3 separate regions of the Homo sapiens genome follow, and all the other regions are linked to region 3. Evidence: chromatin contacts called from ENCODE Hi-C or POLR2A ChIA-PET data. All regions are on one chromosome and are shown on one strand. The core of a region is the stretch at or near the end of the contact, and the rest is flanking DNA. Distances in the headings are between cores, read along the strand shown. Region 1 holds the start of KIF1B (kinesin family member 1B). Region 2 overlaps CLSTN1 (calsyntenin 1). Region 3 holds the start of UBE4B (ubiquitination factor E4B).

Region 1 (2,700 bases), core at 1-2,500, 180 kb before region 3:
GCCCCCGCACTGGACGCAGAAGATGAATAGAGAAACACGGAATTTCACCCCAACAAGAATGGAATCTTGAAGGCAGTTTACCTTGGAAGCTCATTTAGCAATCAAGGAAAAAAAAAAAAAGGGATCTGGAAGCTCCATTCTGGCGTTAGGGGCGGGAATGTTTTGTGTTGCATGAACAATGACTAGCTTGCTCAAGCAGCCTCCCAACCCCCACAACTTGGCTTCTGGTCTGGCCAGTCACCCTGAAAGCTGCCAGGGCTGTCACTCGGTGCCTTCCAACAACTGGACTTGGCTCCTAAAGGATTTGTCAGATCATCCTCCCAATATGGCTGCCCGAGTAATCCCAGTCGGCTGAATGCCGAGACCACACCAGCCTTCCTCACACCTGGCCAGCATCCAACAAGCCCCCTCCCTTCCTATCGCACCCCTCTTTCCAGGCCTCGAGCCCTCGGCTCCCCCAGCGCCAAGCGATGACCTTTCCTATCGCCATCTGGCAAAGGGCATAACCACATTCCCAGCCGAAGCCCGATGCCCACCACAAAGGAGGAAAGGGGAGAGGGAAAATGAGAAACGATGGCTTCAAACGAAGCACAGCCGCCCCCCGGGCTGCAACGTGCGCGGAGCCCAGGGAACGGCCAGGCAGCGGCGGGTCTGGAGAGCGCTGGGCACAGCCGGGGCCTGGCAGCGCGGGGGAAACGGAGGGCCGGTGCAGGGCACTGCGGGGGCCCCAGCCGACCGCTGGACGCCGGCCCGGGACTCGCTGCTGGCCTAGGGAGGGGTCCCCTCCCCCGAGGGCGAGGCTCCCGCACCCGGCGCCCGTCCCGCGCTACCTCCCCTCAGACCCCGCCCGGACCCCGGCCCGGCCGCTCCTCCCCGCGGAAGCGGCCCCCTCCCCAACCCCGCGACCGCGGCGCCAACCGCGGCCAGCCCCGCCGCCTTACCTCAGCCGCGCTGCAGACCGACGGGCGGACCGGGTCAACAGGAGCCGCGGCGCGCGGGGGCGCGGGGGGCCGGGCACCGACGCACCTCAGCGCGAGCAGCGGCCGCCGCGAGCCGCAGGGCGCCGCTCCGCAGCCCCATCACGCAGCAGCCCGGCACCGCATCGAGGTGGGAGGTGGGCGGTGGGCGGCGGACAGGAGTGCGCGAGTGCGGGAGGCCAGGGCGCGGCGACGGCCGGCGGTGACGGCTGCGGAGGACGGGGAGCTGCTCCGACGCGCGCGGGCGCCTCCCAGGACCGCTGCCGTCACACTGCCCCGCTTCGGCCCTCGCGAAACTCCGCCCGCAGTCGCCGGCGCGGGACACCGCCCCGAGCTGGGCCTCTGCGCGTCACCTCGTATCCGCCCCGGCGCCCGCGACGGACACGGGCTGTGACCAATCACAGCACAGAGCTCGGGGCGGCCAGCCAATCGTAGGGTGAGCCGGGGAGTGGGGCTGCTGCGGGGGGCTGCAGGAACATCGAGCGCCCCCTGGTGGCCCTCGGGCCGGCTCAACCAGGGGTGCGGGCTGGCCAAAGCCGGAGCCCGGAGTTCCCTCCCGGGTGACCCCCAAGGGCATTCGTCGGAATCAGCCGCCCCCAGCCACCCCGATAATCCGCCTTATACGGGGACAAAAGATTGACTGAGTGGAGCGGGGCGGGGCCCAGGGGTCCTGACGCCCGCAGAGGAGCTGGGATCAACATGGGAGGCGCCGAGAGTGGAATCATTGTCCGTCGGAAAACATCTCGCAGGCGGAACCGGCCGAACGCGGCGCGGTGGGAGCGGAACCCCGAGAGGGGATGAGCGCATCCCGCGGGAAGCTGCCTGGCCTATTCTTACAGAACCCGAGCAAAACACCTCCCACGCGCCACCTCGGGAGAGAAGGCGGAATGAGTAATGGAAAAGCATGACTTGGTGGGCATTCCACTTGTCTCCTTGGGAGACCGCGGAAGGGCTGTGAGGAGAGGAACAAACGCTTTGCACCGTCCCTGAGTTAACGAGCCCAGCCCCCTTCTGGGAGATGCCCTTGAAGGAGGGAGAGTGGAAGTTAGAAACCCGGAGGACACAAAAGCACGAGCAGTGATTTCTTTAAAATCAGATTTAGATTCAGCTGGAAAGAAAAATCTCACTGTTCAGAAACTGTTCAATTCAGTACTTAACAAAATATAATCTTCAGTGATAATATATTCAATTATCAGGCCCAGGCCGAGCACTATTACTTTATAAGGTTGTGAATTATTTTTATTTACTAGCAGACATTGAAAGTAAAATCACATGTCTTCCCCTGAATTAAATACAGTATTATTGTGAGTAAAAGGTATTATGTACAAGCATATGCACTAAAACATCGAAATTAATTTTCTACACTAATAATTCTGGAAAATCTCCACCACCACTCAAGTCCTCAGACTCTTCATCCGCTTTTATTGATCACGTCTCATTTTATAGAATTTAAGCTCCACCTACCTGCAAAAGGATTTGACATAGCTTACACTAAAGCATACAGCAGTGAAACCGTATAGCTTTAAAATAGGCGTAAAATTCATAATAATGAAACAAGCAAGAGACTTTTTAAAAGCTGTTTGAATGAGAGGCATGCCTAGAAAGAAAAATTTTTTTGTTTTGTTTTGAGACAGAGTTTTACTCTCGCCCAGGCTGAGCTCAGTGGCACGATGTCAAATCTCTGCAACCTCCGCCTCCCAGGTTCAAGCGATTCTCCTGCCTC
Region 2 (2,700 bases), core at 19-2,518, 230 kb after region 3:
CCTCACAGAATGAGTTAGGAAGTATTCCCTTTGCTTCTGTAGAGAATTGGTGTAATTTCTTCCTTAAATGTTTGGTACAATTCACCAGTGAACCCATCTGGGTCTGGTACTTTTCGTTTTGGAAGGTTATTAATTGTTGATTTAGTTTCTCTAAGAGATACAGGTCTATTTAGATTGTTTGCTTTTTCTTGGGTGAGTTTTGGCAGATTGTATCTTCCAGGGAATTGATAAATTTCATCTAGGTTATCAAATTTTTAGGCATAGAGTTGTTCATAATATTTCTTATTTATTTACTTTTGAGATGGAGTTTCGCTCTTGTTTCCCAGGCTGGAGTGCAATGGCACGATCTCAGCTTACTGCAACCTCCGCCGCCTGGGTCAAGTGATTCTCCTGCCTCAGCCTCCCAAGTAGCTGGGATTACAGGTGCTTGCCACCATGCCCAGCTAATTTTGTATTTTTAGTAGAGTTGGGGTTTCTCCATGTTGGTCAGGGTGGTCTCGAACTCCTGATCTCAGGTGATCCATCTGCCTCGGCCTCCCAAAGTGCTGGGATTACAGGTGTGAGCCACCGCACCCAGCCTCTTATTTATTTATTTATTTATTTTTGAGACTGAGTCTCACTCTGTTGTCTAGGCTGGAGTGCAATGGTGCAATCTCGGCTCACTGCAGCCTCCGCCTCCCAGGTTCCAGCTATTCTCCTACCTCAGCCTCCTGAATAGCTGGGATTACAGGAGCATGCCACCACACTCCTGGCCAATTTTTTTTGTATTTTTTTTTCTTATTTATTTATTTTATTTTATTTTTATTTTTTTTTTGAGATGGAATCTCACTCTGTCGCCCAGGCTGGAGTGCAGTGGCACGATCATGGCTCACTGCAAGGTCCGCTTCCTGGGTTCACGTCATTCTCCTGCCTCAGCCTCCTGAGTAGCTGGGACTACAGGCGCCTGCCACCACACCCAGCTAATTTTTTTTTTTTTTTTTTTTTTTCTAGTGGAGACGGGGTTTCACTGTATTAGCCAGGATGGTCTTGATCTCCTGACCTCGTGATCCTCCTGTCTCGGCCTCCCAAAGTTCTGGGATTACAGGCGTGAACCACCATGCCCAGCCCCTTTATGTATCTTTTTAATCCATGGGGTCTTATAGCGGTGTTCCTGTTTTCATTTCTGATACTAGGAATTTGTGTCTTCTCTCTTTTTTTTTCATAGTTAGCCTGGCTAGAGGCTTATCAGTTTTATTGATCTTTTCAAAAAACCAGCTTTTGGTTTTGTTGGTTTTCTCTATTGAGTTCCTGTTTTCAGTTTTATTGATTTTTGTTTCAGTTTTTATTTCATTTTCTTCTGCTCTCTTTGTATTTAATCTGCTGATCTTTTTCTAGTTTCCTAAGGTTGAAGCTTATATGATTGATTTTAGCTCTTTCTTTTTTTCTAATATATGTATTAAATGCTTAAGTTTTCCACTAAGCACTGCTTTCACTACATCCCACACATTTTGATAAATTATATTTTCTTTTTCATTTAGTTCAAAACATTTTAAAACTCCTCGATATTTCTTTGTTGATCCACGTGTTACATTTATGTGTGGTTTTTTGTTTGTTTGTTTATTTTGAGACGGAGTCTTGCTCTGTCACCCAGGCTAGAGTGCAGTGGCACGATCTTGGCTCACTGCAACCTCCGCCTCCCGGGTTCAAATGATTCTCCTGTCTCAGCCTCCCAAGCAGCTAGGACTACAGGCACCCACCAGCACGCCCAGCTAATTTTTGTATTTTTAGTAGAGACGGGTTTTCACCATGTTGGCCAGGATGGTCTGGATCTCTTGACCTCATGATCTGCCTGCCTCGGCCTCTCAAAGTGATGGGATTACAGGCGTGAGTCACCGCGCCTGGCATTTTTTTTTTGTTTTTTTGGGAGATGGAGTCTTGCTCTGTTGCCCAGGCTGGAGTGCAGTGGCGCGATATCGGCTCACTGCATAGTCTGCCTCCCGGGTTCACACCATTCTCCTGCCTCAGCCTCCCAAGTAGCTGGGACTACAGGCGCCCGCCACCATGCCCAGCTAATTTTTTGTATTTTTAGTAGAGACGGGGTTTCACCGTGTTAGCCAGGATGGTCTCGATCTCCTGACTTCGTGATCCACCCGCCTCTGCCTCCCAAAGTGCTGAGATTATAGGCGTGAGCCACCGCGCCCGGCTCCCTGGAATTTTTAACTCTCAGAGTTCTGCACATTGAACTCCAGCAGTTTGTCGATTACAGCTTAGGTTTTCCTACCCTGGCACCGGTTCCCATGGAGGTTTCTGCTCTGTAAATTGTGATTCCTTGTGTATTTGCCTGTGTCTCCAATTTTTAAAATTTATGTATTTTTTTCTTTTTTGAGACAGGGTCTTGCTCTGTCACCCAGGCTGGAGTTCAGTGGCACGATCAGGGCTCACTGGATCCTCGACCTCCTGGGCTCAAGTGGTCCTCCCATCTCTGCTCCCTGAGTAGCTGGGACCATGGGCGTGCACCACTATGTCTGGCTAATTTATTTTGATTTAGTAAGAGATGAGGTCTCACTTTGTTGCCAGAATGGGCTCAAACTCCTGGGCTCAAGTGATCCTCCTGCCCCGCCCTCCCAAAGTGTGCTGGGATTACAGGTGCGAGCCATCACACGCAGCCTGTCTCCAATTTTGGGGGGCAGCAATTGCCTTGTGATCTCACTTCTCTTAGGG
Region 3 (2,700 bases), core at 37-2,536:
GGAATTCTCTAAACTGTGGAGAAGATACATATTTTGTTAAATATCAAAGAATCTGTCTGTAAACCACCCCTCAAGCAAAAATATATGTTTAATCAAGCTTATACAGTGCAATAACCACACATATCTGGAATTTCAAATGCTTTCTTTAAAAATATTCACCCACCATACATTCTCATTCCATCCAAAATTGTTCTTTAAATTCCTGAAGACACAGACACACACACACTTTAACTTCATGTAAATCTCGCCCTTCTTGTTCGCATACCCTGAAGAAAAGAATAAACACCTCAAGATGCTCTCTCCTCTTGTTCATACCCTAAAAGAACACTCGGAAAGAAGCAAATGGAGTTCAGAATGAAGAAAGAAGGCAACAGAATAAAGGAGAACAAAACCAGAGACCCTATCGGGGAGTCACGTTATTCTTGGAAAATATCATCTCCGTTCCTTCTCCAAGCCCAAAGGCCAGACAGCACTGGCGCAATACCATCCCTGTCCAAAGCGCTAACGAGTTGCCAACTAATCCCTCAAGGTGTCCCCCAACCTCCTCACCTCATCAGCGCTCAGCTCCTCCATCGCTTTCCTCTTAATGGTGAAAGGCGTTAAGGAGAGATCCTTCTGTTCTCGAGACCACGGCGGGAGGAAGGAGAGTGGAAGGTGTCTATCAGGCTGTCTGGTCCCCCGAATGGGGGAGGTTTCAGAATTGCATAGTCAGAGGTTAAAAAATAAGAACACGAGAGGCACTAAACTGCCTTGGCTTCGGTCACTCCAGTCGCCCCACAGACTACTACAGCCGCTTGTTCCCTGAGCAGCCTCCTTTGGCCGCCACTGCTGCTGCTACAGGGTTGTCTTAAGGCGCCACTTATTACCCTCTGCTTCCCAGGTTACCCAGCTAGGCAGCGCGGTCTCCAGTTCGTCTCGTGCCCCGAGCCTGCTGTTTCTTCGTGATAGTGGCGCGGTAGCTGCGTTCCTACAGCAGATCCTGCTCTCCTTCCTACCCTTTGCTCCTGGCGGGAACTGGTCGACTGCAGAGTGGATACCCCGAGGTAAGGCGACCCCACAGCCGTCCTGGCAGAGCCCAGCACTGTAAGGGAAGCCCCTCCCCTCCCAAAGCAGGCCGGCCACGCCCCGCCTCCACGCCGGAGCCCGGGTAGGGGGGAGGGGGAGGATGGGATGCGCGTAGCTCTCGCTGGAAGAGTAAATCCTCCTACCCCTCCACCCCTACTCTTTCCCCCTCGCCCCACCAAGTATTATTCATCAAAACAACAGGGCGGCCATCTTTGAAAGGGATCACGTGACCCCCGTCAGGGAGGCGGGGCTTCTGGCGCCGGGACGTGGCAGCCAATAGGCCGCGGGCGCCGCGCCGCCGAGTTCCTCTCGCCTGCGTCCTCTCCCCGCCTCCGTCCCACCCCGTCCCGCGCAGCCGCGCCGGACGTGGGGAGGGGCAAAGGGAGGCTGGCGGCTGGGCGGGGCGTTGCCACGGCGACCGCGCTGGGGCTGCGGGCGCGGCGGGCCTGAGCCAGGTAGGCTGGCAAGGGGAGGGACGACTCCCAGACTCGCGTCGGGGAAGATCCACCAGAAGGTGGCGCTGGCCCGCGGCCCGGGGGCCCGCCGCGCCTCCGTTGTTCCCAATCGCCTGCTTTTCTGTGACTTGGGGGCCTAGAAACACCTCATCGCTCCCACTGGACTGTGCGCGCCCGCCGCCTAAGCGAGGGAAAAGAAAACGGAAAACGTCTCCTTGACCCCGGGAGCGTGATCTACCGTATTGAGCGCTCATTTTCTGAAACATCTGCCACACACTCTTCCACCTCCTCCAGGAAAGCCCAGTTGGAAGAAAACTCGAACACAAGAACTCCCATTCATTTTATTTTACCTTGGCCTTTTAGAGATACTTCCTGGGTTTTTTTTTTTTTAAGTGTGTTCAAAAAGTATTGGTAAAATTTGAAAGTATAAATGGATGAGAGACCCAAATCACTGAATTGTACACAGCAAATGCAAGGAAGACGTTTGGAGTCAGTGGGGGAAAACCATCCTCCGGTGCACAAGAATACAAATATTTGGCCGGGCGCGGTGGCTCACGCCTGTAATCCCAGCACTTTGGGAGGCCGAGGCGGGCGGATCACGAGGTCAGGAGATCGAGACCATCCTGGCTAACACGGTGAAACCCCGTCTCTACTAAAAAATACAAAAAATCAGCCAGATGTGGCGGCGGGCGCCTGTAGTCCCGGCTACTCGGGAGGCTGAGGCAGGAGAATGGCGTGAACCCGGGAGGCGGAGCTTGCAGTGAGCCGAGATCGCGCCACTGCACTCCAGCCTGGGCGACAGAGCGCGACTCCATCTCAAAAAATATATATATATGTATGTATATATATATTTATAAAATATAAATCTAAGTTGAGCGATCAAAGTAACAGTACCATGAAATTCCAGATTTTGCCGCTGACGAAGACTATAAGTGGATTGGATGGCTCACTAAGCCATAAAGACTGCATTCCAGAATTAAGAGTTACAATGTATTTGCTACATGCTTAAAATAGGAACCTGACTACTAGATATGTAAGGAATTTGTGAGTAAAAATATGTAAGGAATTTGTGAGTAAAAATAAATCACTGCTGGCTTTGCATATTATCTGCTCTCCAGGAAAGGAATTCTGTGTAAGCCAGAACTTGAACCCCTGGTGACATTGATGTTAAAAGTTTACT

The links. A loop is a pair of places that touch in the nucleus more often than their neighbours do. ChIA-PET counts read pairs that join two places held with the same protein, here RNA polymerase II (POLR2A). Pooled maps may share reads with other maps.
Region 1: a map of B cell shows a loop between it and region 3 (18-fold over the local background). The contact joins the promoter of KIF1B here to the promoter of UBE4B in region 3. A Hi-C loop is called at or near these places in 14 of 168 maps with a recorded cell type or tissue (B cell, CD4-positive, alpha-beta T cell, CD8-positive, alpha-beta T cell and 10 more), 5 of 37 single-sample maps with no recorded cell type and 33 of 50 pooled maps. POLR2A ChIA-PET finds 5 or more read pairs at or near these places in 10 of 52 experiments (AG04450, BJ, CD4-positive, alpha-beta memory T cell and 6 more).
Region 2: a loop to region 3 is called in a map of gastrocnemius medialis, with 2.3 times the contacts of the local background. The contact joins the enhancer-like site here to the promoter of UBE4B in region 3. A Hi-C loop is called at or near these places in 1 of 168 maps with a recorded cell type or tissue (gastrocnemius medialis) and 6 of 50 pooled maps. POLR2A ChIA-PET finds 5 or more read pairs at or near these places in 2 of 52 experiments (PC-3 and activated T-cell).

The regions. Positions count from the first base shown.
Region 1 is chr1:10,209,120-10,211,819 of GRCh38, reverse strand. KIF1B (kinesin family member 1B) reads right to left here and starts at 1,250. Exons shown (of 49, transcript NM_001365951.3): 1 at 942-1,250. RefSeq lists an enhancer at 1-117 and silencers at 1,019-1,538, 1,569-1,648, 1,735-2,029.
Region 2 is chr1:9,798,844-9,801,543 of GRCh38, reverse strand. The region is part of intron 1 of CLSTN1 (calsyntenin 1); the gene reads left to right. Among named protein-coding and RNA genes, the nearest start is that of CLSTN1, 24 kb to the left of the region's middle. Within about 2 kb of position 1,268, at least 4 of the 41 ENCODE cell types and tissues checked have a DNase peak (open chromatin) inside an H3K27ac peak, as active enhancers do.
Region 3 is chr1:10,031,544-10,034,243 of GRCh38, reverse strand. UBE4B (ubiquitination factor E4B) reads right to left here and starts at 1,286. Exons shown (of 28, transcript NM_001105562.3): 1 at 550-1,286. The coding sequence starts at 573. RefSeq lists enhancers at 419-468, 860-1,514 and silencers at 1,029-1,248, 1,279-1,668.